2 separate regions of the Homo sapiens genome follow, and region 1 is linked to region 2. A link is a loop called in an ENCODE intact Hi-C map of the cell type or tissue named here. Cell type or tissue: IMR-90. All regions are shown on one strand. Each heading gives the region's core, and the rest is flanking DNA. Links, peaks and the distances in the headings are about the cores only. Region 1 has its middle 130 kb from the start of TLE1. Region 2 overlaps TLE1 (TLE family member 1, transcriptional corepressor).

What was found. Hi-C counts contacts between places; a loop is a spot of excess contacts. Peaks named below come from ENCODE experiments on the same cell type or tissue, not always from the same donor. Only the 100,000 strongest peaks of a DNase experiment are listed, where the experiment ranks them.
Region 1: it touches region 2 in a loop (4-fold over the local background); 3 of 110 quality-filtered maps call a loop at or near these places.

The regions. Positions count from the first base shown.
Region 1 is chr9:81,550,358-81,566,467 of GRCh38, reverse strand. No RefSeq gene overlaps it. Among named protein-coding and RNA genes, the nearest start is that of TLE1, 130 kb to the left of the region's middle. RefSeq lists an enhancer at 13,207-14,032. In IMR-90, for the core only: no CTCF peak of the experiment used is centred there; DNase peaks (open chromatin) are centred at 3,567, 6,557 and 8,067; H3K27ac peaks cover 1,740 bases.
Region 2 is chr9:81,628,677-81,644,786 of GRCh38, reverse strand. It overlaps TLE1 (TLE family member 1, transcriptional corepressor), which reads left to right. Exons shown (of 20, transcript NM_005077.5): 7 at 10,486-10,690; 8 at 11,423-11,439. Among named protein-coding and RNA genes, the nearest start is that of TLE1, 53 kb to the left of the region's middle. In IMR-90, for the core only: no CTCF peak of the experiment used is centred there; DNase peaks (open chromatin) are centred at 8,686, 9,456 and 11,936; H3K4me3 peaks cover 218 bases; H3K27ac peaks cover 2,905 bases.

The sequences.
Region 1 (16,110 bases), core at 2,592-10,591, 76 kb after region 2:
GGACTGCAGGGCGGTGGTGCATGCATAATCATTTTAGCCAACTATACACCTTGAAAACATTTTCCCAATGTAAAGCCTAAATCTAACATCCATATGCTAATTTAGGAGCCTTCTGGTGCTGATTTAGAGGTTGCTATTTGGAGCATTTGCAGAATCTGGAGAATGGACTCATGTTTAGGATTCTTCACTTCCTAATCATCTGCCCCTAGAGTGGGGATTCCTGAGGAGGGCTTGTACTAACTCACAGCAACCAAGGAGATTGACATTAACTAGCACATACATGTGGATCACTGATTTTATTTGTTTCCTCCCTTTCTCCAGGCAGCAGCCTCAAAGGTAAGTGTAACATGGTCCTATACAAGGCTGGTGAATGGAAAGAGGATAGGAAGTCTCCAAGACAGACAAGCAGAGCTGGTGATGGAGGACGGAAGGGTGCTGGGGTCCCACCATGGAGAAGCCAGGCGAAAGCAAGAAGGCCTTGTGTCACTTTTGACTTCCATCCATCCAGTATTTTAAAATCAGATTTCCCAGTGTTCTGCAGTTCATGGCACTTACAAAAAAGGAAAATATTCATAAAATACTACAAGGAAGACAGAGGCTGCCAGTACTGTGGATCACTGAGGGGATCTTGTGGTTTCCCCAGGGTGCCTCAAGGCAACAATGGGATGTTTTGTATATTTGTTTAAAAAAAAAAGCCCTTCTGTATAACTTATATATTTAATTAAAGTAAATGAAAGTTGACAGTTTCAATAAAATGTAGGAAAAATTCAATACCCCTTGAGATCACTGGGAACACCCTAGGCAGAGCACAGCCAGGGGTAAGTCTCTGCACTCAATCATATTTAACCACAAAAAAACTCAGTAGGAATAAGCAGAAGAGTGAGAGGAAGGAGACAAGTCTAAATCAATGGCAATTTAAAGTTATATATTTTAGAAACAAAAGATTGCTTTACTACTTCCATAAACTTTACAAGTTAGACACTAAGGTATAAGTAGTAATTTCATAGGTTAAATGAGAAGAGTTAACGAACTACAATTCCCAAGTAAACAGAAGTCTCCCAAATTGCCACATCTGCTGTCTCGAGCTAGTTGGGTCAAAGTACAATTTAGTCACATGGGTAATGATGGGAACCTCATGTATTGAGTGACTGCTGTGTTCCAGAGACTTCCGCATCCTACCTCATTCCCTTCAGCATATTTCAGCTCATGTAGCTGTCCTATCTCCCACCTTAAAACCAAAAACCAAAACCTAAAACCCAAAGCCCCAAACAAAAACCAAATCAAAACTAAGTTTTCTTAACTCCACGTTCCCCTCCCCTCCCCCCTCCCCCCTCCCCAGGTACTGCCCCATTTGTTTTCTCACAACATCAGTTCTTTTCAGAATTATTCCACACTGCTTGTCTCCACGTCTTCGTTTCCCGGCTTCAATTCAACACACTCATCAGGCTTTTAATCCCAAGCACGCCATGGAAACTGCTCTTGACAAGGTCTGCAAAGCACTCCTTGCCAAATCCGTTGGCCAATTCTTTATGTTCTTCTTGTTCAACCTCTCAGCAGCATTTAGAACAGTGGATGACTCTGTCCTTCTAAAAACGCTCTCTTTTCTTGGCTTTGGAGACACCAAACCCTTCCAGCTCCCTTCCCGCCTCCCTGGATTCTGGCTTCTCCTCACTGGCATTCTCCTGTTTCTTTACTACTCTCCAGCTGCACTTGCCTGCTTTCTGTTTCTGAAGCATGCCAAGCTTGTGCCTCCTGCCCAGTGCCTTTGCACAAGCTGTTCCCTCTGTCTGGTTGCCACATGGAGGTTCTTTTGCATCGTTCAGCTCAAATATCATGACCACATAGAGTCCCTGGCCTCATTATCTGAAATCACAGCCCCATCCCACCCCGTTGCCTGCTTGTTTTATTTTTTTTTATACATGTATTTCTGTCTTAAATCCCTATTTGTGGACTTGCTTACTGTTTGTTGTCTTCCTCAGGAATGCAAACTCCTTGAGAGCAAAAGCAATGTCTGTGGCTACCTGAAGATACCCACTACGACAGCCAGCCTCCAAACTGACCTCCAGTTATCCTTGCCTCCTGCTATTCACGCTCTCGTGCAGTCCTTTCCTACCTCGCACTGGGGCTAACCTATGTGAGCAATAGAATACTAAACAAAGTGACAGCCTCAGACTTTCTGCCTTGGCCTCTTGGATTGCTTCCTTTTGGGGAAGCCAGTTGCCATTTTGTGAGGTCACTCAAGCAGCCATCAGTGGAGAGGAACTCAAGCCTTTGCTTGACTTTAGCCTGCCAATATCTGGCTGCAACCTCATCAGAGACCCCAAGCCAAGCCAGAACTGCCAGCCACATGTGTCCTGAATTCCTGATCCACAGAAACCATGAGAAATAATAAATGAGTATTGTCACTTTAAGCCATTAAGTTTTTTGGTGGTTTGTTATGCAGCATTAGGTATTCACAGAAATGCCTATATTCAGTTGAAAAGGATGCTCGAACTAGAAAATGAATTCCTGCATGTCACTTCATATTTGACTTCAACATGAATCCACATAATACCCATCAGCCTATCGAGAAGTATTTGTTGAGCAAATGCCATGTGGCAAACACTGTGCTAAGCTGGAAATACAGAGCTACACAAGGTATGGCCCCTGCTCTCAAGCAGCTCTTGATGTCATTTCTAAGACAAGACAATAGCTATTTGGGAGATAAATATGACTGTTGAAAAGTTAACAACATAAAATAGAAATTTAAGGGATGGTGATTTCAGAGGAAGGTAAGAGACCTTAGGGTTCGGTTAGCATAAAACATTTTTATTGTAGAGATGGGCATGGACCTACACGAAAACACAGATCTAGAATATTTGCAGTTCTCAAACTTTAGAATGCATCAGAACACCTGGAGAGCTTAAAAGTCAGATTTCTGGACCCTATTCCCAGAGTTTCTGATTCAGTTGGACTGGAGTGGAGGTCTAAGAATTTGCATTTGTAACAAGCTCCCAGATGTACTGATGATGCTGGTGTAAGGGCTACCCTTTGAGAAACCACATACCTCTAGATGCCTGCCACTCAGCGTGGTTCACACACCAGCAGCAGAAATGTCTCCTGGAACCTTGTTAGAAATGTAGACTCTCAGACCCCCACCTTATGCCTACTAAATCAGATTCTGCAAGTTAACAAGGTCCCCAGGTGTCTCACATACACAGGGAAGCTTGAGAAATCCTGCTGCAGAGGGTAGATGGGTTATGCTCCCTTTAGCAAGCTGGGCAAGAGCTGGATTTGCTGGGCACATCTGAGGTCAGGTATGACTTGTGTGTATGTGAGAATTTTTCTCGATGGTCACCCCGTTTGGGTTTCATTGATTTTCTCAGGCAGACCTTTTTTTGTTTTGTTTTGTAACTCATTGATTTTTGCGGCAGACTGAGTCCTCCTCATCAGTTCTCTGCAGGTAATTTCAATTCATTTTGATTCACTTCCTCACCGCCTTGGCATTTCTCCACCCGCACTTGGCAGTACCACTAATTGTGCTTGCCCGTGAGTGACTGGATATGACACAACTGTGGAAAACTGCAAAAGGTCAAGGGGTTACTGCCTTGTGCAAAAGCAGAGAGGCCTGCATGCCTTTTGGAAAGCCAGGAAATTTGAACCAGGGCCAGGCACAGGAGCCCCGTGATGTTCATGCTTTTCACCAAGTAAGAAGCAGGTGACAAAATGAACATGGCTGTGGCAATGCTTTGAACACAGCTGAAAAATTCTATGCTTGCTCAAGGCGAATGGGCTGTTTTCCACTGGTGATTATGAGATAGATATGGTGACATCAACTGCTCTAATGTTCAGCCCAAGGAATTTTATCTTATGTCTTTTGTGCTCACATGAAGGCCAAGCCACTCCCAGGGACAGAGGAGGCCATTGTGTCTGCTCTGTCATGTCAGGACACAGGGAAAGCCCCATTCCTCACATCTCCCTGTCTAAAAATTTCCTTGCTTTCTTCTCTGTTTTGTGGGTTTTCAAATTTTATCCCGTCAATTGAAATCACACGTTAGCCACGCTCTTCTGGGAGTAACAAGCTGCTAATGTTCCCCCTTTCATTCAACTGCCATTCAGCAAACATTCTCTGTCTTTGGACAGACAAAGACGATTAAGACAATGCCTTTTTTCAAGGGGGAGGAAACACGCTTACTTTCAAAAACTGCAAATCAGTGTGCTATGTATTGTATAAATACTGCTAAATTTATACAATCATTCAGTTCTCTTAGGCAGAGGTTCCCAAACTTTCTCTGTTCACGGTACCCAGTGATGTTTTCATGGCACTCCAAACCTAAAGAAAATATCTACAGTTCTGCTTTTTTTTTTTTTTTTTTTTTTTTTTTGAGACAGAGAGACAGAGTCTTGCTCTGTCTCCCAGGCTGGAGTGCAGTGGTATGATCTCAGCTCACTGCAACCTCTGCCTCTTGGGTTCAAGCAATTCTCCTCCTTCAGCCTCCTGAGTAACTGGGACTACAGGTGCACACCACCACGCCCAGCTAATTTTTGTATTTTTAGTAGAGACAGGGTTTCACCATGTTGGCCAGGCTGGTATTGAACTCCTGGCCTCAAGTGATCCTCCCCTCTCGACCTCCCAAAGTGCTGGGATTATAGGCGTGAGCCACCATGCCTGGCCCAGTTCTGCTTATTAAGTAATTAGGGTAAAACAACTTAATAGTACCTGCGCCCTATATATTACTTAGTAAACATTTAAATAAATACACATAAATCGGAAGAAAAAAAATTTTTTAGATGACCACACTTACTAATGAGATTGTGTACGCTAGTTGAGAACACTACGGCTTCTCAAATTATGGAAGCACCACCAACCCTCACTTTCTGTTTCATATTGAATTTTGTGACCTCATGTTAAAACTGAACTAGTTGAGGCTAGCAGTTTGTACAGTGTCTGGCAGTTGTTAAGTACCTCTGTGTTTCTCTTGAGAATTTAAAATATCTCATGGTATCTCTATGAGTTTGCTGGGGAACCACAGGGAACCATGAGGTCTTATGTAAATACTGAAAAAATAGGCAACTCGAAAAATCCTGGAGCCGTGTATTAGTCCATTTTCATGCTGCTGATAAAGACATACCTGAGACTGGGCAATTTACAAAAGAAAGAGGTTTAGTGGGACTCACAGTTCCACGTGGCTGGGGAAGCCTTACAGTCACGGCGGAATACAAGGAGGGGCAAGTCCTCTCTTACATGGATGGCAGCAGGCAAAGAGAGAATGAGGAAGACGCAAAAGTGGAAACCCCTGATAAAACCATCAGATCTCGTGAGACCTACTCACTACCATGAGAACAGTAAGGGAGAAACTGCCCCCATGATTCAATTACCTCCCACCGGGTCCCTCCCACAACACGTGGGAATTATGGGAGTATAATTCAAGATGAGATGTGGGTGGGGACACGGAGCCAAACCACATCAAGTGCATATTGCTCAGTCTCCTCAAGGACTCAAATTTATTAAAGTGCATTCCAATGAACAAATGTTAAAAATGAGGTCCATTTTTTTTCTGATGTTATTTAGATTCATTATCCCATTATCTAATTCATTTTTTTAACCCATTTTAAGGTCTCTGATACTGTAAATAGTTTTGTTGGTTTAGAATTATTTCTGTCATAAGTTTATTTATTATAATATACATACAGTAAAAAGAGCAAGGGTGCTTCGAGCAAGTGTCTTCTTGCTGGGTTTTTACATAGGTATACACTATTGCTGTGTGGGCTGGATAATTCTTTGTTGTGGGGGACTGTCCTGTGCAATACAGGATGTTTAGCAGCCTCCCTGGCCTCCACCCTCTGGGTACCAGCGGCATACCCACCCAGTTGTGACAGCCAAAAATATCTTCAGACATTGCCAAATGTCTGCAGGGGCAAAATCACCCCCAGTTGATTTTATATCATGTCTGCAGGGGCAAAATCACCCCCAGGTGGTTACCTGTTCTATACCATGTAACCACCACCCTCAGGTTGCCAGATTTAACAAACAAAAATGCAAGACAGCCAGGTACATTTGATGTCAGATAAACAACAAATAATTTTTTGTATTAATGTGTCCCAAATATTTAACTGGGCATCCTGTATTTTATCTGGCACGCCTACACCTCCCAGATCAAGATAGAGAACATTTCCAGAACCACAGAGGGCTCCTTTGTGCCCCTTCTCAGTCAGTCAATACCCACACCCCAGGGCCAACCACCATTTTGAATGAAGTCAACTTTTATGTTTTTGTGAAATCCACAGCAACACTTCCCAACAACCCCTTTCTCTGTTGCTCAGTTTTTTTCTCCCCTGAAGGGCCTCAAAACCTCTCCCATGCTAAACTTAAAGAATCTCTTAGACCCGACTCCTGTACCTTTTCAGTTTCCCTCCCCCTCCTCACTCCCTGTGACCCATTCACCTTCTTGTTTTGCTCTTTCTGCCCTGCTACTTCTCTTCACAGAAATAAGAAACTGAGAACCAATCCCGCAAGCAGTTATCATTCCACATTCCTGTTGCCTGTCTCATACTCTTCCTGCCACACATTTTCTGGATTCTGCATGACCACAAACTCAGAGCTAGGCTGACAAAGCCTTCTCTGTAGGGAGGAGAGGGATCTGGAGGGCAAATCTGCAAGAAGTAAACGGCAGGCAGTCTTCGCCAGTCCATCCAGTGGCTGTCAGGGTTGATGTAATCTCTGGATCCTTGTAGCATCTCCCCCACCTCAGTCCCTTTAGGCCTTTCTCCTGGCATCTAACTGGGGGACAAGACTGAAGGATATGGCTTCAGGATCCCTCATTCCGGGAACAGGAACAAATCGCAAGCCTCCTCTTTGTGTTGGTGTCTCTCTACCACACACTCTCATTGCATAGCATTTACGCACACACTGAATTACCTTGTTTTTTTGTTCGTACAAAAGTGTCATGTCAGTCACATTTTAGAGGTAATTAAGGGAACAATTTGGGTAGGGCTGAATTTGCAGAAATCAAGTGAATGTTGCTGAGAGTCGCTGTCATGAACTAGGTAAGGTTTTGACACCAAAAGTAAGCCACGACCTTTGCTTGAGTGGGTGTGAGTCAGGGAAGTTTCTAGAGGAGGTAATGCTTGAACTAAGATTTTGGCCTCAGATTTTGCTAAATAGTTGTGACTGAGCAAGTGTGTTCTAGATTAAGAAGATTTAGAAGAAAGGTAATCATGTCAGTCTGGGTTCTGGGACAAGAAGAGAGAGAAGCAGGGTTGATGTCTGGGCAGAGCTGGGTTGAATAGGGTGAGGATCCAGGAGGAGTAAAGTTGGGAACTTTCACATTTTCTGTGGGTCACAGGGAATCATCATTTTAGACCGTTCACCCTAGTGGTTCTGTGGAGAGGGAAGAGTCAAGAGATTTGTAATTTAGGTCAAGGGGCCAATCATTCACCCCTTAGTGTGAATTTCTATACACCTATCAATTCTGTCCAAAGCTCTAGATGGCATTGGCAGTAAGGAGAGAGGGTTTTACTGAGGCAGTGAGAAGACAGTAAGACGTTTTGAGGCAGTGGATCCTGTGAGGGAGTTCAGGCTTGGCGGAGGGCTGTGCCTCACTGCAGAAGGGCTATCTCCAGTGGTTTTCTGTGACTGAACACATGAAGTTGGGACAGGGAGGCACACGGGGGATTAAAGAAAGAGTGGAAAGGACACAGATGGCCCATGTCACAAGTCTGCCTGGAGTAGGTATCAGCCACATGAATGGATATGCCAGTAGGGGATTGTCAAGTGCTCTCAGAACCCAGGGTTACAGGTGTGACACCTCCGGAACATTTGTTCTTGTATTTATCAACGTGGCCAAGAATGAGTACGAGATTAAGAGAACAAATAGTTTGAAGATTAAGTAATCATGCATTCTGTCTTGGCAGTCTCTGTAGTGCCTCGTTTGATCAGTTTAGTAGAAGCAAGAGACAGTAGTTTACAATTGCAGAGCATGAAAGCTGTTCTCCCAGAAAGGTCTGAGTTCCTGGTAAAGGAATAATGAGCTCACAGGCTGGAAAGGTCACAAGCAAAGTTAACCCATAGCATGGAAAACTAAAAAATGACTTGTTACATCCCTTGTCATGGGCCTAATTTGTTTAAAATCAAATCCATCTGTTCATTTCACACCCTTTGTTCCACTTCCTTGCTGCAATCCACAGTGGATTACTCCATTACTTTAAAACTGGCTGCACTTACAATAAGCTAATAACTTATTTTGTGGTTAACTGCGTCAAGATATTCTGGAACACAACCAACATTCATTCTCTCTCTGTCTCTCAGTCTCTCTCTCCCTCTCTGCCCCTTTGAAGAAAGAACTTCTTAGTGCAGCACATTGACCAGGAAAATCCTTTAAGTCTCCTTCAAAAAATGTTGTGTTTACAGGCTCTGATGAGAGGCAGGTAGGAGAAGAGGTTTGTGTCGCTCTCTAGCCTTTCCTCTCACCACTCGAATAACCTGCTGCAAAGGCTTATTTGTCTCCCATGGGCCATACATTACAAAAGACTTCTTGGCTCAATTGATTCCATTTATGATCTCCAAATCTTAATTTCAAATGAAGCTTGCTCCTTTTCAGGAAAGAATTATCTTCTATGTAATAAACCAGAGTCCCCTGAGGCATTCATTTGAGATGCATCAATTCCCTTAAGGTCCCCTAACCCATTAAAATATGTACAGTATTTCTGGTTAACTAATGGATCACTGGAAAAAATGGGATTGCATGTAAGATATAATTCAAAGAAATGCACTTGGGGTTGTTGGCCAATCCATTCATAGGAACATTTGCTGATTGGGAAAATATTTAATTTTTTTGGCTTAATCTTTTGCCAGACCACACAAACTAGTGGAGGTTGTTATTTCTGATTTGTTGGACCCAATTCTGAAGACAGAGCAGCAATGGAATTTGTGATTTTGTCACTGCTCCTGATGAAGAAATGACTGGCTGGCATTTAAACACAGTTGGAGTTGTACAATCCATGGATATTGCCATTTTTTTTTTTCTTGTTGAGTGCAAGTTATGGCTAGATGTTATCATGTATTCACTCCTGCCTTGTTCTGAAGGGCCAAACATTTTGGAAATATTGTATTTATGAAATTGGATATTAAAATGGCAAGTGATTTAAGCTGAGGAGTGGGTGTTGAAAGATCCCAGCACACACGCTTGTAGTAATTTTACATTTTTCATTACTGTGGTAATTAAAAAATTCCTTAGGGCTGAATTATAGTAAAATTTTAAGTATCCTTATACTAAGCATAAACTAATTTTCTTTCCCACTGGACAGTGTTAAGTAGGAAATATTTTTAATTCTATCTCATTTATTCATATCATGAAAAATTGCAAACCTTGCTAATTTTATTCAATATCATTTCTTTCTAAATATTCTTAGATTTAGTAACTGATATGCATTTAGTATTAAAGGGTAAGCATAACTGAAAGTTCTTTTTTTTTGTCTCATCATGACCTCTACAAGTTCACTCCTAGTTCTTTTTTTAAATTTTATTGTATTTATTTTTATTTTTATTTTTATTTTTTTTGAGACGGAGTCTTGCTCTGTCGCCCAGGCTGGAAGGCAGTGGTGTGATCTCGGCTCACCGCAAGCTCCGCCTCCCGGGTTCACGCCATTCTCCTGCCTCAGCCTCCTGAGTAGCTGGGACTACAGGTGCCCGCCACCACGCCCAGCTAATTTTTTGTATTTTTTAGTAGAGACGGGGTTTCACCGTGTTAGCCAGGGTGGTGTTGATCTTCTGACCTCGTGGTCCGCCTGCCTTGGCCTCCCAAAGTGCTGGGATTCCAGGCATGAGCCACTGCACCCGGCTGTTCATTCCTAGTTCTTACATGCCCTGAGAAAAGTTATAGAGTCTGCACTTCTTGTTATCTAAGTTTATGAAGGTCATGAAAATGTGTCCATAAGTTTTTCTTTTAATTTTGAGATTGAGGAATATATGAAATGCTATGTGACCTTGGACAAGTCCTTAACTTGTCTTTATCTTTGAAGGAAATTTAATGAGCCAAATTCTCCCTGACCTAATTCCTGTTCTTGAAGTAACAAGTAAAACACTCAGAGATGCCCTCTGACTCTTTCAAGGCAAAAGGATGCCATTTTGTATATTATTTCCAATGGTATTAACTATAGGGTTCACTTTTCTGTTACTTATGGAAAGAGAAGTGAATGTAGCATATAAGGCATAGTACAGAATCTGATTCAAAACCATTTTATCTAGAAATGACAAGAAGGAACTGACTGCATCCATTCATGGAGCAAGAATATTCTATCATGGCTCACCCATTTGGAAGTTATGCCCAAGAGGCATGCAATGCCAGAGAAAGGGAAGAGGGAGAACAAAGAGAAAACACTATACCTCAGTGCTTAGGCTGATTCCATGTGATACCTGAGACCTGGGGGAAGCTTTGCACTTCATATATTAGGGGGTGGCTTAAGCAGGGGGAGCAGAGCATCCGTTGCCAACCTGGGAGATGGAGGAGGAGGATGATGAACAGAATAGGAAGAGGAAGAGTAGAAGGAGGAGAGGAAGGAGGGGCTTTCTGTAAGTGTACCCTGTATAAGGTGCTCTGCCAGTGCTGGTCATAATGGCTGAGGTTAGTAAGCATTACCCTCTTCATAAGCGCTGCTTCCATGGTGCTACATAAGCACTACCTCCTGTAATCCACCTGCACTGTAACAGACAAGGAAACAAAGCCACAACTAGTTCACTTGGCTAAATGCCCATAGCTGGTAAGATTTAAAGTGGGTCTTTAAATTGAGGGCTCATTCCTATGCTTTTTCTACAGTGTGTCATTGCCATTCTTAGAGATTCATTATGAGGTATACATTTGGTGTCCGTTCCATTCCTCTCACCCCATACCTATCCCAGGGGTTTTCAACCTAGCTATGTGGCAGAATCCGCCAGGAGATGCCAGGAGTCTTTCCTGAGACCTATTCAATTGGAACCTCCTCAAGTGAGGGGCAAATGGATAGTGACTGGTTTATACCAGAAAGTATTAGCATTTTAGCTAAGGGCTTCTTCATTCTACTTAGTCAGTCAGTGTTTATGTAGGATTATTAGGGGCCTAGCCCTGGACACTTTGAGATTAAAAACATTCTGTCTTCAAGACTCATGATCATCAAAATAAGTTTTCAGGATAGGAATAAGTATGGATGATGAAGCTTCAGATCCCACAATCGGCGAGTGGAACAGATGGTTTGGAGCAGAGACCTTATTGCTTTTCTACTGCTTGGGCAAACCTCCCCTGCCTGTCCTCCACACCAGCAAGCCAGGATAATCTGCTTAAATCAACCCTGCAACTCTCAAGGTTTGAAAATTTCCATGCCAAAACTTGTTGCTTTTTCTCTTTGAGGTGATCTTTTTTTGTGTACTGCTTACACATACTGGTATGATAATGAGCCAAAAATAAAGCACCATAATACTACTTTTTATAGAGGTATCAGCAATATCAGCAAATAGAGCAGAGACTACCTACTCTTTCCAGAGGCTAATCCAGTTCAGAGAGATGAGAGGTGTTTCTGCCTCAGTGTTTATTAACCTGTGAAGATTAGGTACTTCCTAATCTTTAGGAAGTGATGGTTTTAGTTTTTTATTTTCTTTCTTCCTTTAAAAAAAACTCAGACTTCTTTAAGTTCTTTGAAGATAGATATTATTTAGAAATGAGGTTCACAAGATTAGCAAGGGGTTCTGCATTCCTCTCTGGCACATACTCTGCTCTTTTTTTTTGAGGCGGAGTTTTGCTCTTGTCACCCAGGCTGGAGTGCAATGACAGAATCTCGGCTCACTGCAACCTCCGCCTCCCTGGTTCAAGAGATTCTCCTGCCTCAGCCTCCTGAGTAGCTGGGATTACAGGCATGAGCCACCATGCCCGGCTAATTTTGTACTTTTAGTAGAGATGGGTTTTCTCCATGTTGGTCAGGCTGGTCTCAAATTTCTGACCTCAGGTGATCCGCCCACCTCGGCCTCCCAAAGTGCTGGGATTACAGGCGTGAGCCACCGCACCCGGCCACATACTCTGCTCTTAACCCCTTCTTGTAGACTCCTGTAACCTTGAGACTCACTCCAGCCTCCTTATGCCAGGGCACGAGTGTGCAATTATCCTAATGTGAGAGTAATTTAGAGCATAGATCAGGTTGTCCAAAACATTCCTGTTGATCTGCTTTTCCAGTGACAGTCCCTAGATGCAAATAATCACAGAGTGCATTGGTTACTATTTCCATACGCTTCCATCAGTCCCTTCACATACAACCACTTGAGGAAAGCTGACCTGACTGAATCTCTGCTGTTTATTTACTTGCACTGTTTAATTCCATCTGAGTTGTTCTGTTTCTCACCTCAGTTTACTTTTGTAGGCAGTTTTTTCCCCCTTTCTTCAAAAGAAGCATCCAGGCAACTGTGGCCACAACATCTTGCAATTTATCTGTTTATATGCTGGTCTCCTCCACTAGACTGTGAAATCCCCAGCAGCAGGGATCCTGTCTTATTCATCTTTGTAAACCTCAGGACGTGCCAGGCCTGGCACAGAGTAGGTCTTTTATAAATAAAGTTTTTAAAAAATGCCTGAGTTGGTACAATGATTATGTTTTTTCTTTAATCAGACCTCCCCCCTTCCCTTATCTATCCTAAATCTTTTAGGTTGAACATGTATTATTTATGTAATATGAAAGAAGATTTAAATACAAAATAAAGATGTTTCTATTTCATTCTATGAAAACATTTCCACTGTTTTTAAGAAACATTCTAGGCAAAGCATAAATCAGTGTTGCAAGCATATTTTGCAAATGTTTATGTTATTTTTTGAAATGCATTTCACTGTACACAAGAACATGGTCAGAGGAGATATAAGAAAGAGTCTCGGCCGGGCACGGTGGCTCACGCCTGTAATCACAGCACTTTGGGAGGCTGAGGCGGGTGGATCACGAGGTCAGGATATCGAGACGATCCTGGCTAACACAGTGAAACCCCGTCTCTACTAAAAACACACACACAAAAATTAGCCAGGCGTGGTGGCGGGCACCTGTAGTCCCAGCTATTCGGGAGGCTGAGGCAGGAGAATGGCATGAACCCGGGAGGTGGAGCTTGCAGTGAGCCTAGATCACGCCACTGCACTCTAGCCTGGGTGACAGAGCGAGACTCCATCTCAAAAAAAAAAAAAAAAGTCTCTATTTGCTACCCAAAGGATTGCAACCTGTTGCATGGTGCCTTCTTCCTTCCAACATTCCCACCCCATGACTTAAAAATTACCAGCTTAGCCCTAACTCTGTAGACAGAAATTATTGAATGCTAATAATCTCTGGTAAGCCATTTAAGAGACATTGAAGTCGCTAATATATATGTGATCCCCTTTTTACTGCAATTTCCAGGGAAAGTGCTACAAAGTGATATGTGGCAATAACAAATTCAGAAGGAAGGGAATATGAAATTCGGCGAGCAGCGTGAATGATTTGCTGTTAGCATGGGGCCCAATAACACTACAAAGCTATAAACTCTGTCGATCTAGATTGCCCAGTTAGGTGGCAGAGATGCAATTTGTCTTTTCTGAAGCCGCCTGCTGCTTGCTAGCTCCATCTCCTGTCACAGCCTATTAGCTCCCCAAGAAAATTGGTGGGAAATTGCCTGCAGATTGTAGGAAATTGCATCTCCAGGCCCTGGAAAAAATGTAGGATAGCACAACACTGACCCTCCCAGAGCAGCTATTAATACAGCAAAAACTGACCTTTGACTTTCTGGGAAACGACTTTGCTATTTGCTGAATAAAGACTGTATTATATGTGGCTGAAGGAGGGTGCAAATGATTATCCTAGTGAGGCTCGCAGCCAACCTGCTTTTGAAAGCTTAAATATTAGTTAGAAGTTTTTTTTTCCTTCTTCTCTTTTTTTTGGTTTGTTTGTTTGTTTCAGCTGGAGAGGGTTTGAGTGTTGTACCTCTGCAGGGAGAAAACAGTCCAGTTGGCTTGTTTATGAAAGCAGCTTTTCCCCTGAGTTAAAAAGAAAAACTAAATTATGTCAAGGAAATGCTCATGAATCTCTAAGGCAAAAATCCAGGAAGTCAGTCTTTTAAAGACGAGATTAAAAAACAAAGATGAGCACATTTGAGCATTGTTTTTCTTTCCCCTCTGTTGTGCGGTACATACATTTGGGGCTTCCCCCGCAATCCCCAATTGCGTTTTACAATTCTACAATTCTGTCTATTTCTACTCACTTCTGAATTATTTTCTTTATAGGCCATCCTCAGAAGTTCAGACATCAAGATAATTCAGTGTTCCACAGGGGTACATATTGTGCATATTTTAAGCATCATTAACTTTATGTTACAAAAAAAATAAAGACCCTGACATGGTATTTACAGGCTTGCATTTCTCCCTAGAAGGATCTGAGCTCCCATTTACGAGCAGTGTTTTTGCAGAGGGAGAAGAGCAGCTTAGTTGCTCCTGAATGGGTGGGATGCCCTCAGTGCTGCTATATCCTAAATATTGTCCCCTCGGCACCAGCCTCACCCCCCTCCCATTACTGGGTCATTTGCTTTCAGTACCCTTGGGAACAAATCTGAAATCAGATGGTCGAATGCAGATCATCATTTCTATAAAGCAGTAAGATATAGACCATGTTGACAAGAAGGCACCCCACTCAGGGGAAAATAGCTCCAATGAAACTCCAAATTTATACATGATAGAAAGCATTGCCCATTCATTCATATGCTCATAATTTAAGAGCAAAATTGCTCTCAGTTATGATATACCGGCTTCTCTTTCCTTGTGAAGTGCAATGTCCCCCCTTTTATTATTTGTACAGATTGAAAAATTACTGAACGGGACTCCTCTCAGCTTTTCCAGAGTCCAGAGAGGTTTTCTTTCTTTCTTTTTTTTTTTTGACACAAGGTCTCACTCTGTCACCCAGGGTAGAGTGCAGTCTCGAATTCCTGGGCTCAAGCGATCCTTCTGCCTCAGCCTCCCGCGTAGCTGGGACTGAGGCGTGCACTGCTGCACCTGGCCAGAGGTATTCTTTCAACCTGCTGCTTTCTTACATTTCATTCTTGTTTCTAGAGAGAAAACTACTGGACACCATATTGTATCAGAGAGTGCTGAATCTAGCCTGAGAATTTCTGAGCTCTTATATGGGCTCTGATGCTCTAGCTGTGTGATCTTGGATAATTAAAAAAAAACTTATTAGAGCCTCAGTTTCATTATCTAAAAAATGAATGTTCTCCAAGAACTCTTCCAAATATTAAATTCCATGGTAACGGATAAGAAGCTGTGGTAGGATGGAAGGCTGGGCTGGTCCTAAGTCAGGCTCCCTTACCCTGCTGCCTGCCTATTTCTTATGCTTGACTGACTGTTCTTGGGGAAAGAGTTCTGTTTTGTCAAAGAATCTACTTTGGAGTCTACAAGCACTCAACAATCAACCAGCTAATTTACCAGTCATTATATATCAAGTAAACTACTTCCTTGTAAGTACAGAAGAACCCTAAGGAGTTCTTAAGAAATAGCCCCTCGAAACATTGGCTGTCAGAGTCAGTGGACATTGGGTGTAGGAGACCCATCACAAGGGGGCTGCTGGGGTATGGAGTTTAGGTATAGAGTTGGTCTTTATAGCTCAGTGTTATACAATATGAAAAGGAATATTGAAAGAATTCTGGTTAACCTCAAGAACATATACTAAGTGAAAAAAGCCAGACACAAAAAAATCGTACATTATGTGATTCTATATGTATGAAATATCCAGAATAGGTAAATCCACAGAAATACAAAATAGGTCAGTGGTTGCCAGAGGCTAGGGGTGTTGGGGTTGGAGTAGCAGGGAGTGACTGCTTAGTGGTACTGTTTTCCTTTTGGAGAGGTGACAATGTTTTGGAACTAGATAAAGGTGATGATTGAACAACAGTGTGGATGTACTAAATGCCACTGAATTGTACATTTTAAAATAGTTAATTTTATGTTATGTGAATTTTACCTCAATGAAAGAAGGAGATCTAGTTACATTGATAAATGAACAAATGTAAGGAGATACAATTACTTAACATTTAAAATGGGGACTTTAGCCTAGGCAGTGTAGCTCTTGCCACAAACTACCCCCGTGACCTTTCTTATCTGCCTCTGTTTCCAC
Region 2 (16,110 bases), core at 5,372-13,371:
CCTGACCTCAGGTGATTCACCTGTCTCTGCCTCCCAAAGTGCTGGGATTACAGGCATGAGTCACTGCACCTGGCCAAATTCGTCTTTTTTAAAGCATACACTTCTGTGGTTTTTAGCGTATTCACATTGCTGTACAACCATCACGACTATAAAATTTTTCTAGAACATTTTTGTCACCCTGTAAAGAAACTCCGTATTCATTACCATTTATTCTTCATGTCTCCTCCCCTAACCTCTGGCTGCTACCAATGTGCTTATCCATCTCTATGAATTTGCCTATTCTGGACATCTCATATGAATGGAATCATATAATATGTAGCCTTGTATGCCTGGCTTCTTTTACTTAGCATGTTTTCAAGGTTTATCCATGTTGTCGTATCACCAGTATTTTAGTCCTTTTTATTGACAATTAACATTTCATCAATATACTGCAGTTGCTTATTCATTCATAAGTTGATGGATATTTAGGTTATTTCCACTGATTGGCTATTTTGAATAATGCTGCTATGAACATTTGTGTACAGGTTTTTGTGTGGGCATGTTTTCTCTTGGATTTGTCTCTGGGAGTAGAATCACTGGGTCTATGGTAACTTTTTGAGCAACAGCCAGACTGTTTTCCAAAGCGGCTGCATCATTTTACATTCCCACAATAGCGTACGAGAATTCCAATTTCTCTACATGATCTCTGGCATTTCCTGTCCATCTTTTTTATTCTCCGCATCCTAATGGGTGTGAGGCCGCATCTCCCGTTTTTGATTTGCATTTTCCTGATGGCTGATGATGTTGAACATCTTTTCAATCAAAACCTGTATAGTTTTTGTAGTGGATCCACCTTCACATGGCTTGTCATAGCCTTAATGGCCTTCCAGGGAAATGGGATGAGCAAGGCAGTGGTCATGCAGGAGGAGTTGGCCTATGTGGATTAGCTGAAATGGAGAAAGAATAAAGACAGGCCAGGCATGGTGGCTCACACATGTAATCCCAGCAGTTTGGGAGGCCAAGGCAGGAGGATTGCTTGAGCTCAGGTGTTGGACACCAGCCTGGGCAACATAGCAAGACTTTTTTTCCACTGAAAATCAAAAAAATTAGCTGAGTGTGGTGGTGCGTGCCTGTAGTCCCAGCTACTCAGGAGGTTGAGGTGGGAGGATTGCTTGAGTCTGGGACTTCAAGGCTGCAATGAGATAAAATCATGCCACTGTATCCCACCTGGGTGACCAAATGAGACCCTGTCTCTAAGAAAACAAAACAAAGGGCTGGGTGCGGTGGCTCATGCCTGTAATCCCAGCACTTTGGGAGGCTGAGGTGGGCGGATCACCTGAGGTTGGGAGTTCCAGACCAGCCTGACTAACATGGAGAAACCCCATCTCTACTAAAAATGCAAAATTAGCCTGGCGTGGTGGCACATGCCTGTAACCCCAGCTACTCAGGAGGCTGAGGCAGGAGAATCGCTTGAACCCAGGAGGTGGAGGTTGCCGTGAGCCGAGATCGCACCATTGTACTCCAGCCTGGGCAACGAGAGCGAAACTCTGTCAAAAAAAAAAACCAAAAAACAAAAAACAAACACACCACAAAGTACCATTTTAGCAAATTTCAAGTATACAATACCGTTATTATTAACTATAGTCACCGTGTTGTACCTTGGAAATCCAGATCTTCTTTATCTTGGGTAACTGAAACCTTGTACCCTTTGACCAATTGCTCCTCATTTTCCCCTACCCCGCAAGGCAGCCGCCATTCTACTCTCTGCTTCTGTGAGTTGTACTCTTAGATTCCACATAGAAAGGAGATTATGCATTATTTGTCTTTCTGAATCTGCTTATTTCGCTTAGCCTACTGTTCTGCACATCTGCCCATGTTGTCGTAAGTGGTAGGATTTTCTTCTTTTTCAAGGCTGAATGGTATTCCATTGTGTTTATAGGTACCACATTTTCTTTATCTGTTCATCCATCAACAGACATTTGGGTTGTTCGGTATCTTGGCTCTCGTGAATAGCACTGCAGTGGTCATGGATTGCAGATGTATCTTTGATATACTGATTTCATTTTCTCTCTCTTTCTTTCTTTCTTTCCTTTCTTTCTTTTCTTTCATTTTTTGAGACGGAGTCTCACTCTGTCACCCAGGCTGGAGTGCAGTGGCACCGTGTTGGCTCACTGCAACCTCTATCTCTTGGGTTCAAGCAGTTCTCCTGCCTCAGCCTCTGGAGTAGCTGGGATTATAGGCACCCACCACCATGCCTGGCTAATTTTTTTTTTTTTTAAGTAGAGACGGGGTTTCACCATGTTGGCCAGGCTGGTCTCGAACTCCTGACCTCAGGTGATCCACCTTCCTCGGCCTCCCAAAGGCTGGGATTACAGGCATGAGCCACTGTGCCCGGACCTCGGACCCCAATTTCATTTTCTTTAGATATATACCCAGAAGTGGGATTGCTGGATCATGTACAGATTGAGCAGCCCTAATTCTCAGCCAGTAAGAATATTGCAAATATTTAAAAATCTGAAAAAAATCCAGAATCCAAACATTGCTGGTCCCAAGCACTTCAGAAAAGGGATAATTAACCTTTTTGAGAAAGTAGTTCTATTTTTAACTTTTTGAGAAACCTCTATACTGTTGTTTTGCATCAGGGCTGTACCAATTTACATTCCTAAGAACAGTGTACAAAGGTTTCCTTTTCTCCACACCATCACTAACACTATCTTTGTCTTTTTGTTACCCACCATTTCAGCAGGTTTGAGGTGACATTTCTTTCTTTCTTTCTTTTTTTTTGGAGATGGAGTTTTGCTCTTGTTGCCCAGGCTGGAGTGCAATGGCGCGATCTCCGCTTACTGCAACCTCTGCCTCCCAGGTTCAAGCAATTCTCCTGCCTCAACCTCCTGAGTAGCTGGGATTGCAGGCATGCGCCACCACACCTGGCTAATTTTGTATTTTTAGTAGACACTGGGTTTCTCCATGTTGGTTGGGCTGGTCTCAAACTCCCAAACTCAGGTGATCCGTCCACCTCGGCCTCCCAAAGTGCTGGGATTACAGGCGTGAGCCACTGCGCCCAGCCTGAGGTGATATTTCATTGTGGCTCTGATTTGCGTTTCCTTCATGATTAATGATATTGAGCATTTTTTTGTATATCTGTTGGCCATTTGTGTGTCTTCTTTGAGAAATGTCTGTTCAGGAGGTCCTTTGCCCATTTTTAAATTAGGATACTTATTTTTTAATTTTTGTACTATTGAGTTTTTTGGATGTTAACTCTTATTTGAGGTATGGTTTGCAAATATTTTCTCCCATTCCTTAGGTTGCCCATGCATCATTTTCTGTGTGCTCCTGCATTGAGATGGGGCCTTTAGTGGATTGTTATTTTAGTTTTTGTTATTGTCTTCAAGTGGCTGGAGAATTCTTGGCCCCATAAGCAGTTTCTTCCTGTTGATCACCCTTGCCCCTCTTTACGTGAGAGGCCATTCACATAATGGGAGGTTTTGCGATAACTCCTGCAGTAGTGTCCTTGATGTTTTCTGCTGCCAGACAGCTCTTTTGCACGTGTTTACGTAGCATACCAGTTTTCTTCTTTATTTTTATTTATTTATTTATTTATTTTGCTGTCTCCCAAGATAGGAATTGAGTGTTTTAAAGAACAGGGAAATAGCAGAAATCAAGGAAGAGTGATTTGGAGAGAACTGTCAACAAATGCTCTTTTTCACGTTTTTGTCCCCTTAAAAGAAAGTGTTTAAATACCGGGTGCTATAAATGCCACTTACTGTCACTCTTAGCATCAGAGGTGCCACTTAGGGGCATGGTTTTAGTTTGGGTTGGGTTAAGTCTGTGATTTTTATGACATAGTTTTTCTTGGGGTTACAAAGCGGGTGAAGTTTCAGAAATTAAAGTTGATTCCATGGTTGGTGGTAAGGAGCTTAGTTTCCGGTCAGGAGAAGGTGGGCATTGGCCTGTGTTTTCATACTGGGTGTCCTTCCCAGTTGTTAGAGGCTACAACAACATGGTGATAAGCCATGTGCTGTGACTGTGTGTAGAAACTATACCATTACAGTAACACTCTGAATGTAAACAGCAAAGTCAGTTTCATTATAGTAATATAATTGACCCAAGCTGCACTAAGTAAAATGTGAATTAAAATTCTCAATGCGTGGCTGTTGTTTGACATGGATGAGATCGCTTTATTCCTTGTGGGTTTTCAGTATCATTAACTCAGGGTTTGGCATTTGTTTTATTTGTCTCACTCTCAGCCTATTCAAATGATTTTGGTTAGAGCAAGTGCACTGATCTCTTTATCCCCAAATCTGAATGTTTGTCATTCCCTTTAGGGCCCCAGAACACCAGTATGTAAAATTTCCCAGTGTAGTCCTTTCTCAAATTGCTTTGTAAAATACAAGGATTTTTTTTTTTTTTTAATTTTTGAAATTGTTAGTGGAATCAGCTTAAGAAAGCAGATGTTCATTTTTTTGTGTTGTGACAGGGTACTCAGATGGCGATGAAAGGACAGTGAATGTGATTGAATGTTGAATAGTATTTTTATTTTTTAAACAAGAATTTGGCAAGTCTTTTAGCATACAAGAACATGAATTCTAATTAATGGCACAGAATATCAGCTTAGGTCTAAATTCAAGTTAGTGAACCTTAGCACTGTTGACATTTTGGGCAGGATAATTCTCTGTGGTGAGGGCTGTCCTGTGCATTGTAGGATGTTCACAGCATCCTTGGCCTTCACCCATTAGATGCACCAGTAGCATTCTTTTCCCTCCCCCGCAGTGACCTCCACACATGGCCATATGTCCCTGAAGCAGGGAGGGGAGGGGTGTCAAAATTGGTTCTGCTTGAGAACCAGTGGTCTAGAATCATAGCCTGAGAAACCAGCTATATTGCTAGAAACTGTCATTGCTTATCAAAAATGCTTTTTCTCAGCTGGGCGCGGTGGTTCATGCCTGTTGTAATCCCAGCACTTTGGGAGGCCGAGGTGGGCTGATCATTCGAAGCCAGGAGTTCGAGACTAGCCTGGCCAACATGGCAAAACCCCATCTCTACTAAAAATACAAAAATTAGCTGGGTGTGGTGGTGCTCACCTGTAATCCCAGCTACTGTGGAGGCTGAGGCACAAAGAATAGCTTGAACCCGGGAGGTGGAGGTTGCAGTGAGCCGAGATTGCACCACTGCACTCCAGCCTGGGCGACAGAGCGAGACTGTCTCAAAAAAAAAAAAAACAAAAAAAAAAAACAACTTTTACTAATCACTTTACAAACTTTTGCATGTGTGTTCTATGTTGTATAAATCTACAAGCATTTTGACTTTTAAGCAAATTTCCTAATTACTGTAAACTAATGCCTAGATAGAAGAATAAATTTCCTCATCCTTCCTGTCATGTTGAAAAAAACATCTTGCAGTTTTCCAAATGACGGGCAGGTTTTGGTTAGAGAGTACAGATGCAGGCCAGCTATGGTAGCTTACGCTTGTAATCTAGCACTTTGGAAGGCCGAGGCAGGAGGATTGCTTGAAGCCAGGAGTTCTAGACCAGCCTGGGCAACATGGTGAGACCCCATCTGTGTAAAAAAAATTAGCCAAGCTGTGGCCAGGCACAGTGGCCCACACCTGTAATCCCAGCACTTTGGGAGGCTGAGGCAGGAGGATTGCTTGAAAACAGGAGTTCCAGACCAGCCTGGGCAACATGGTGAGACCCCATCTCTATAAAAAAAAATTAGCCAAGTGTAGTGGTGCACACCTGTAGTCCCAGCTAAGTATGTACTTAGGAGCCTGAGGTGAGAGGATTGCTTGAGCCCAGGCATTTGAGCTGCAGTGAGCCATGATTGCACTGCTGCACTCCAGCCTGGGTAACAGAGTGAGACTTTGCTTCAAAAAAAATGCATGTATCGGCTGGTGTGGTGGCGCACGCTTGTAATCTCAGCACTTTGGGAGGCCGGAGTGGGAGGATCACTTGAGGTCAGGAGTTGCAGACCAGCCTGGCCAATGTGGTAAAACCTCATCTCTACTAAAAATACAAAAATTAGCTGGGCGTGGTGGTGTGCACCTGGAATCCCAGGTATTTGGGTGGCTGAGGCAGGAGAATCGCTTGAACCCAGAAGGAGGAGATTGTAGTGAGCCAAGATTGCGCCACTGTATTCCAGCCTGGGCAACAGTGAAGACTCTGTCTCAAAAAAAGAAAAGTGTGCATAAATTCTCCTGATTGGCAGAGCTATTGGGTTTTGGCTATATAGTAGTATCAGTATCACTTTTTCCTAAAATATATTCAAGTAGCATCCATACTTTTTCCTTTGTTGAAGGTGATAAGTACAAGATTGTCTCAGGTAAGCCTTGTTGAGAAAAAATGGGCTTCCAAAGACAGATGGGACAGAGGAGCGCTGTCCTTTTGGAGATAGCTGTTTTACTCTTCTAGATTTGGACCCTCTACTCATTTAAATAAATATGTTATCTTAGAAATGACACTTTGTGTTTATAATGTTAAGCATCTACTTCTGAGAAAAGCCAGAGCCAGCACTGTTAGGCTTGATTCTTCTTGACGTGCTTCTTTGGAAGAGAGCTGGGGGCAAGGGATAGTGTCCTTTTGCAGATGTAGGACAGGCATTGAGAAGGGGGGACAGGAGATGGTACTCATGCAGTCTAAGCGTAAACTCCCCCGTCACTGCCATTAGGCCTGTTGGTGAGGGTGGATTTGTCTCTGTGTATGTAGTATCAGGTGTTCTCAAGAGCATCTGGTTAGCTGAGCAGTGGGGGAAATGCGAAGTCTCAGTAGAGAATGGCTTTGCCCTTTTCCTTTCTTATTCTGGAGAACATGATTGAGCTGCTGGGGTTACAGGAGAAATCTTGTCCTAGGAAACAAAAGGTTTGTAGCCCTCATTCTGGCTCTGAGCCCTGTAGCAAGCCTCTTGGCTTTGAGCCAGTATCGTCTGTGAAATGGGTAGGTATCATGATACCTACCCTCCCTGACTCAGATGTGTTCCAAGCTTGTGCCAGACGATGGACACTTAGATATTATCTAGGAGCACTGCCCTGCAGAAACAAGAAGTCGAATATGAGGTGGAATGGCCACATTTCCTAGAATCACGACATCTTCAGCAGTTGTGATCCATTTGATTGTTACTTAGTACTCCTTTCAATTTGATAGGATTTTGCTTAAAAAAAAAAAAAAAAAAGAAACTTTCATTGTAGCCAAGCAATGGATGGAAGAACCCAGTTACCTCTAATAACAGACAGTGAGCTGTTTGTTCAGGGGACCTAGAAGGTCAGATTAGGGTAGAGGTGGAAGTTACCCATGGCCAGTTAGGCTGTTGAATGTTGCTGTTGATAGATATTAGTCAAACTGTTGGGTTTAACCACAAAAGTTTACTTCACAGCTGTGGCAAAGCCCCATTATGTAAGCCATCACCTCTTCACAGTAAGATATCAGAATCTACTACCCAGTTCATCTTTTTTCTTTTGGAGACTGAGTCTCACTCTTGTCACCCAGGCTGGAGTGCAGTGGCACGATCTCAGCTCACTACAGCCTCTGCTTTCCAAGTTCAAGCGATTCTCCCACCTCAGCCTTTCAAGTAGCTGGGATTACAGGCATGCACCACCACGCCCGGCTAATTTGTATATTTTTAGTAGAGACAGGGTTTCACTATGTTGGTCAGGCTGGTCTCAAACTCCTGACCTCAAGTGTTACACCCGCCTCAGCCTCCCAAAGTGCTGGGATTACAGGCATGACCCACCTTCCCCAGTTCATCTTTCTGAAAGCTAGCTTGGATTTATGGGAGGGGAAATCTTTTTTTTTCTTTTTTCTTTTTTTTTTTTTTGAGACGGAGTCTCCCTCTGTCGTCCAGGCTGGAGTACAGTGGCGTGATCTCAGCTGACTGCAACCTCTGCCACTCGGGTTCAAATGATTCTCCTGCCTCAGCCTCCCCAGTAGTTGGGATTACAGGCATCCGCCACCACACCTGGCTTATTGTTGTATTTTTAGTAGAGACGGGGTTTCACCATCTTGGCCAGGCTGGTCTTGAACTCCTGACCTCGTGATCCACTTGCCTTGGGCCCCCAAAGTGTTGGGATTATGGGGGTGAGCCACTGTGCCTGGCCGGAAATCTTTACTTTGTTAGTATCTAAATATTACCGGAGTATGTTTGGTCTGACATAAGAATCCCACCTCTGAAGTCATCTTCTGGTGACTCCATTCTAGATTTTTAGGGGAGTGGGGGAAGCAGGGAGAGGGGTGAGAGGGTGGCATCCTCCACCCTGTAGTTAGATTCCTTCCCCTCTGCTTAGCCTCTCTCATCTTCTTTTAATTAGTGCCGTGCTTAATTACCCGCTGCACTTGCTTGTGTATGCATCATTGCATTCCCCCCACCCCCCACCCAGAAGCCTGACACAGCTCTTACTCTCCAAGTAATGATAGTAATTGCTGGTAGGGCAGTCCTGTTCCTCATCCTTCTCCAAGCACATTTCTTATGGCAGGTGTCTAGTTCCTAATTAAGTGCTAATGAGCATGCCTAGTGGACCGTGATGCCACTGCAAGCTTCTTCAGTTTTATGTCTCACTATTGCCAAGCTCTTAAAAGGTGACAGAGCAAGAATTAGTGTCTTTGGGATGACAGGAAGGTGATTTTATGCATAAAGAAATTGTTATTATGATCTCAAATGGTGAATGAGTAGTTTATACTTTCCAAGAATGCTATGAATGCTGCCTGTTCTGACCTCATCCCCTTTTCCATTTTGCTTCTAATTAGAACCATGCTCTCTTTGAAAAGAATGAAAGTTTATAAAGATGGTTGGCTGGCTCTTAGACATTTTTATTTATTTATTTTTAAATAGAGATGGAATCTCCCTATGTTGCCCAGGCTGGTCTCAAACTCTTGGGCTGCAGTGATCTTCCTGCCTTGGCCTCCAAAGTGTTGGGATTATAGGATTATAGTGAGCCACTGTGCCTGACCCTAAACATTTTTAGAAAAGTTGGAGTGCTTGAAAATTCATTGTAAAATTTCCACAGACACTGATTTCTGCCTTAAGATGGTGTTTTCTCTAACTTTTGAGGCTGGGAACTGTGTTTGGGATTCCATTAAAAATCAGTGGGCTGGGTAGAAATGACTGAAGATCTGGCATGAAGATTTAATATGTTCAGTGCACGCAAAGGGATAATAAATAAAATGAGTAATTGAGTCCCAAGGAAGTGAGCACAAATCAGAATCTGGAGAATTTTCTAACATTGCACCTTAGAAATTGAGCCTTAATCATTTTTACTGTCTCATCAAAAATAAGTTTTATATTGGACAGCTGAAATGTGGCCAGATTCATGGTACAGGGGCCATTTCTTGGATACTTTTTCATTTCATACAATGTGCTTTTAAATATAATGTATAAGAGCAATGATACTGTGTAATGAGAACAGACTTAGAACTTCTGGAATGGGTTAAGCAATGGGGGCAAAGTGCAGTCATGGAAAAGGCATTTGGGAACGGGGGCTTGGCTCGCTGGCTGGAGTCCCACACATAAGTGCTTTCCTCATCCACGGTCCTACCCATTCTAGGTCTCAGTATTTTCATCAGTCACAATGAAAGAGTGGGTTTGAGTTGTGGAGCTTGGTAGGAAGGAAAGGATAAACAAAGTTTCGTTTCTAATGTTTCTTCCAGCGGCCACAAGCCTGGCTCCCTGAGATCCTCTCCCCTGTCTGTGGCAGCATGGTAAACAGCAGCCTTAAGAGTTGCTCCTGTACTGACTGCAGTCCCCTCTTGCCTAGGGATAGAGTTTCAGCAATTTAGTCAGTGCCTTTGAGCCTTCATTCCTTCTGGGAAATGGGAATTGCAATACTTCCTCACAGTACTGAGAGGGATTGATGGAATAAGGGGGCATAAGTGCCTGGGTGGTGCATGAGACACCCACCCAGATTACTGGGTCTTCCTTTCCAAATTCTATTCCTTAGTGATAGTATTTTGGTTTTGTCTCATCATACTACTGTGGTAAGTCAATGCAAGGGTGTAGGGTGAAATGGAGTTACCTGGTGACAGGTTGAGAGTATGGCTACTATATTGTGGGATGCATCCCCACCCCCATTTTAATCCCTCTGAAAACAGCGTGAGTCTGAAAATCTGTGGCATCTTAGATTGAGTGACATGCTGGATCTCATCCCTGGAGGCGCATAAAGACAGAACTAGCTCATGTTTACTTACTGATGTAGCCAGCCTTGCTTAATAATAAACAGCTCCCCTCTCGGAGTGAGTGATACCAGAAAGTGACAGTGTAGATGTGAGGATTATATTTTGGGAAGGTGGGAGAGGTAATTGAGCAGGTGAAAGCTTTTGATGAACTGAAAGCACTAATCGCATTTTTTCCCCTTTCCTCCCTCTCTTTCTTGGCTCCTTTTGTGTGTTTGTTGAACCTCCTGTTCTGTTTCCGCCTTCCCCTCCTGTCATGTCTGTTTTCCCCTGGATGCCGCCTCCATCGCCATCACTGTCACCACTACCTCCTCCTCCTCCTCCTTTTTCTCTCTCACCACCACCACCAACAGCAGCAGCAGTTGCAAGCTCAGCATCTTTCTCATGGCCACGGACCCCCAGTTCCCCTTACGCCTCACCCTTCGGGACTTCAGCCTCCTGGAATCCCGCCCCTCGGGGGCAGTGCCGGCCTTCTTGCGCTGTCTAGTGCTCTGAGTGGGCAGTCTCACTTGGCAATAAAAGATGACAAGAAGCACCACGATGCAGAGCACCACAGAGGTGAGAGGCCGGGCAAGCCAGATTAGGACTTTGTCCTCATACTCTTACAGTGCTGCAAAGTTGTGTGCATCGCTAAAGAGAGCCCCAACCTATACAGAGAGCAAACAATGAGATAAGAGGAACTGTCGCAAAGCTTTCCACTGAAACACAGGTCACCCTGGAAGTTTGCAGGGTTTGCTGTGGGCATCTGTAGATTTCTCGATCTCGTTAGATTGCAGGCATCTTGACATCTTGGCAACTGCCTAGTTAATGCCAGTGGCCTGTACCATATTATGGAAAACTGTTAACTGCTTAATTGGGTAATTTTCAAAGAAAGTAATGTTGTTAAATGGGGCGAAATAAGAAGTTAAATTTGAAAGTGAATGTGTTCAAATGAAAGGTTTGATAATTGCATCTGTTACTACTTAGTTTCATAGGCTTTAATTCTAGTATGCATTAAATATTGGGCAAAATTGCACTTGACTAATTTTTTGAAGAAAAGTAATTTATTCTGTCAAGAAATAAAAAAATAGGCTTTGTGTATGGTTAAACTGTAAATCTTATGTTTACAAAATACTGTAATTTTCAGGAAATCACTGTATTAGGAATGTGCAATGACTTATATAAATAAAAGCCATTTTTAAAACTGTTTGGGGCTTGTGTTCTAATTATTCCCCCCTTTTTTTTATTTCTGTTCTTGCCTCTGTGTCTGAACGGGCATGTCTGTGCGTTTCTTGGTAACCTCGGGAGCAGACAGAGAGCCGGGCACAGTAAGTACTCAAACGCCTGCTGCACACACACACACACACACACACACACACACACACACGGTCCCCTTCTGACAACACTTCTCCACACAGGCACAGACAGACATGCACACTCTCCCTGTCTCTCTCAGTGACCTGGCTTTTTTCTTTTACTTTTTTTCCTTTAAAATTTCTTTTTCTTATATGACTGTTCGCTCTGCTCTTGTCTTTTTACAAAACTTGCATCAGACAAGAGAGGCATAATTTGGAGGCAAAACTATTTGCTGTGATTACTTACTTGGAAATACACTTTGATCTGTATATTCCCCTGCCTCACTTTAAAAGTGTTAATGGTTGCATTCTAAGTCTGGTTGACTGTAGTTTAAAAGAATATTCATTTTTATATCTTAAATCAGTTTTAGAGGCAAGAGATCACAATCCCTTTGTGAAGTTGGTTAGTAATGTACCATTTCTACTTAAACCAGTCATCCTCTGTGAATGCATCTTGGTTGCTAGGTTTCCATATCTTGTTTTCTTTGCATAATTGTCCTTGGAATGTGAACTTGATCTTATATCTATTTTAGACATAAGAACTGAGCATACCAGTAAGCTCTTAAAAAGAAGGAAATTCAGTGGACAGGGCTGTGTGCGTAGAGTTCATGTTTTCACCAGCCTAAGTCACACTCATTTTTCATGTGTACATTTGATCTGTACATGCATCTGCCAGTTAGCTCTGGAGAGACCTGTACTTAAAGTGTGTCTCAAATGTTGTGTAGCAAATAGAGAGAATTCAGCCCCTTTTCAGCTGGGATAACCTACAGGTTTTGCCTCCTTCTTTCTGAACATAGCAGTATTTTGACTGTGTTTAATATGGTAAAAAAAAAAAAAAAAAAAAAGGGATACTGAACATTTAAATCTGATAACTTTTTTGGTATAAGTTTTGGGGGGAAGATAAAAGTTCAGGGTTTTTTCCCCCCTCTTCTGTGTAGAATAGTAGCTACTTTTAAAATTGTCTTTGAGACAGATCTTGGTATATTTCATGTATCTGGATGTGCGTGGAGGAGTGAGGAATGGTTGAAGGAAAGGGTAGCTAGTTTTAAAATTCTTGTCCTATAAATTTCTCTGGAAAATGTTGAGAGGGGATTGGGGGGACAAAAAATTATAGCTGGGAAATAAAATATTCTACACACAGAGTACAGATAAGTAAACTGGCTTTAGTTTATGGAGGAAGCCTTATTGTTTTGCCATTCCAGGGTTCCTATAGATAGTCTTTTTTTTTTTGAGATGGAGTCTTCGCTCTGTCACCCAGGCTGGGGTGCAGTAGCACTATCTCGGCTCACTGCAACCTCCGCCTCCTGGGTTCAAGCGATTTTTCTGCCTCAGCTGGGATTACAGGCCTGTGCCACCACACCTGGCTAATTTTGTATTTTTAGTACAGACGGGGTTTCTCCATGTTGGTCAGGCTGGTCTGGAACTCCCAACCTCAGGTGATCCGCCTGCCTCAGCCTCCCAACGTGCTGGGATTGCAGGCCTGAGCCACCATGCCCGGTGAGATAGTCATCTTTTATGTCTGTTCAGTAGAGTGTCAAATTTAAAAACCTAACCCTGGATGAAATCACAGAAGAAATTTGGGGAAAGCCCATGCCCTTTAGGCTGTTATGCGTTTTAAATCTATTGAACTTATTCTAGCTTTGGGACTTCAATTTAACATGTTTTCTTCAGTACTCCTGTTTCACCTTAAATGGCTATGTTCATTGAGTGCATACCATATATGTAAGGCATTATGGGACACGCATCTGCAATTCGAGGTATGTAAGCATGCAACAAAGCCCTTTCCCAGAGAATCGAGGAGGAGTGAGTGACACAATTACTAAAAGAAGCAAGACTGGAGAAAGTTTCAGCAAAAGTCCTATAACTTACTGGTATCAGAATTGTGGAAGTGATACCACGTGGTATGTGCCTCTCTGAAATGCCAGGGGTGTGAATAGGCAGAGGTTTGTATGCTTAAGCTAGTAGAGATGTATTTTATACCTCTGTGTCTTTCTGAATTTCCGAATGTGTCGGATAACCTCCTGTTGGTATTTTTGACAGAAAAATATATGCAAGTACTTAATTCATGGGTTCATTGGAGTGGGTGGAGGGAGGGTTATTGGTTGTCCCCTTCAAGAAGTATGAAGCAGTTCTTGAGTTACAGGCAACTGTGGGTTATTTGTAAGTCTATAAGTTAGGGTTAGCAGTCAACGAACTTTCTAGTTCAAATGTGGATTTATGTGTTTTGGACATGTATCTTTTTTATATCAAATTTTTGACAAGTTCTAATCATTTCAATGAATATTTTCAGAACAAGTATATATGCTGTGTTTCCTGCCTAATTACTGCAGAAAACTGTTGGGCAATGATGATTAAAATGGGAAAACTACACTAATTGTAACCTAAGCATTTAATTCAGTCCATAGAGAGGAATTAAACTGTTCACTGTCCACATTAGTGGGATTTTGCTACAGTTACATAAAATTAAGTAGCTCTTCAAACTTTGTATAAAAATGAGTATGAAAAGCAGTGGATAATGAGATGATGTGTACTATTAGTGCCTAAAATATTATAGTACTTATCTATTTAATAAAGTGGTTTGAATTAGAAAGTCTAATTTTACTTGGCAGATTAAGTCAGCCAATTGCTGTTTGCTGCTGTTTTTTAATCCAGTGAAAGGTTAAGGGTGGTTGCTACAGGCCAGTGATTTTCAAAGCCTTATGGCCTCATGATCTTGATACCCTTGAAATCAAATTATTGAGGGCCCTGAAGAACTTTTTGTTTATCTGGGTTATATTTTGATATTTACTAGGTTAATATTTTGATTTTTGATACTTACTGGGTAAGAAAGAAAATTAAATCACTTAAACAGATGAAGAGCTACTTAATTTAAATTGTGTTAATACAAATAACATTATTAATGAAAAATAACTTTTCCAAAGCAAAAAAAATTATAGTGGGAAGAGTGGCATTGTTATGTATGTCTACAAATGTCTTGAATGCCTTGTAGTTTATTGAGTTTTAAAGAGGATAGCTGGATTCTCATCCTCTGCATTCGCTCTTTTGTGGTATTTAGTTGACGTTTAGGAAGAGAATCTGCCCTCATAGATTTGCGAGGGTCTCCGGGACCCTTAAGGGATCCTCGGACCAAAGTCTGAGAACCTTTGGCCATAAATAAGACGAACTCCTTACTGTTTTTTTTTTTCTTCTTGTTTGTCTTTCTATATTGAACATATTATTTATACCAAGTGCAGAAATCAGAGACTGATGGGATCCGCAGGGAATGTGGGTGTGTATGGATTTTTATCTGTGAGCCTAAAACTGGTTGGTAGGTAGTTTGTTTATTTTTAGTGGCAGAAATTAATTTGCTAGTTAAAGATTTTATGGTAGGAAAACAAATGAGCCTTAAATAAGCAATCTGTTTTAATGTGAAGCCTAGGAAATAGAAGTGTAATCAGTGCACTGCATAACAACACTTCCATCAACAGTGGATTGCATATATGATGGTGGTCCCCTAAGTGTATAACACCGTATTTTTACTGTACCTTTTCTATGTTTAGGTGTGTTTAGATACACAAATACTTACATTGTGTTGTAGCTGCCTGTAATATTCAGGACAGTAACATGTACAGGTTTGTAGCCTAGGAGCAGTAGCCTAGGTGTGTAGTAGGCTATACCACCCAGGTTTGTGTAAACACACTATTCGATATTTGCACAATGATGAAATTGCCTGACATGGCTTTCTTACAAAGTATCCCTGTTGTTTAGTGACACATGGCTGTTCTAAGAGTGAAAGTTTTTATGGAAACTGCTTTAAAGTTTCTTATTTCTGAAAGGGATGAACAATAAAGCTAGCAACTTTATAGAGGTTTGGCTTTGGTTTAAAAAATTATTTTGGCTGTTTTAAAATTTTGATTTCTGTTTTTTCTTATATAAGTGCAGCTCTTGAGCAGAGAAATATGAAATGACCTAAGAAAGGCCATTATTTCTTAGTAGCATTCAGTAGTAATAAAAAAATAACTTTAGATATTTTAATTAATTTAAGGATAAATTGCATTAAATTTTGGCTGAAGGGAATGCTATTTTTATCTGCTTGAAAGAGATAATTGACAAAAAGTTGTATGGTTTAAAAAAATTTATAATAGGGCATGCTTTTAAATACTTTGAGTCATTTGACAAATATTTGTTGAGCCCTGACTATGTGCCCGAGTACTGTTTGAGGTGCTGCGTATACTTGCTATCATTTTGCAGTGATCCATTTTATGTCACAGTTAAACATTTGTTGAATGTAAGGCACTGAAATACCTAGCTAGTGTGATCACTATTTGGAAAAGGGAGGAGACTCTGGAGGAGACTCCAGAGCAGACGGTGTATAGACCTACGCAGTGGCATTCATGGATGGACTGGGTGGGTCCGTGCTCTTTTGCAGAATTCTGGGGAGAGACTATAACTCATCAAATTCTCAGAAAGGGCTTCCTAACTCAGAACAGTCTAAGCACCACTCATCTGTCTTTCAGGTCATATGGCACAGCACCATGGTTTTATCAAGGAGGCTGGGTGCATCCGGTCACATACTTAGTTAACAGATTGAGAGTTAGTAATCTGAGCGACCATGTTGTCACTCTGTAATTGACTTCTAAAATCACCAGGAGTTTGTATTTAGAA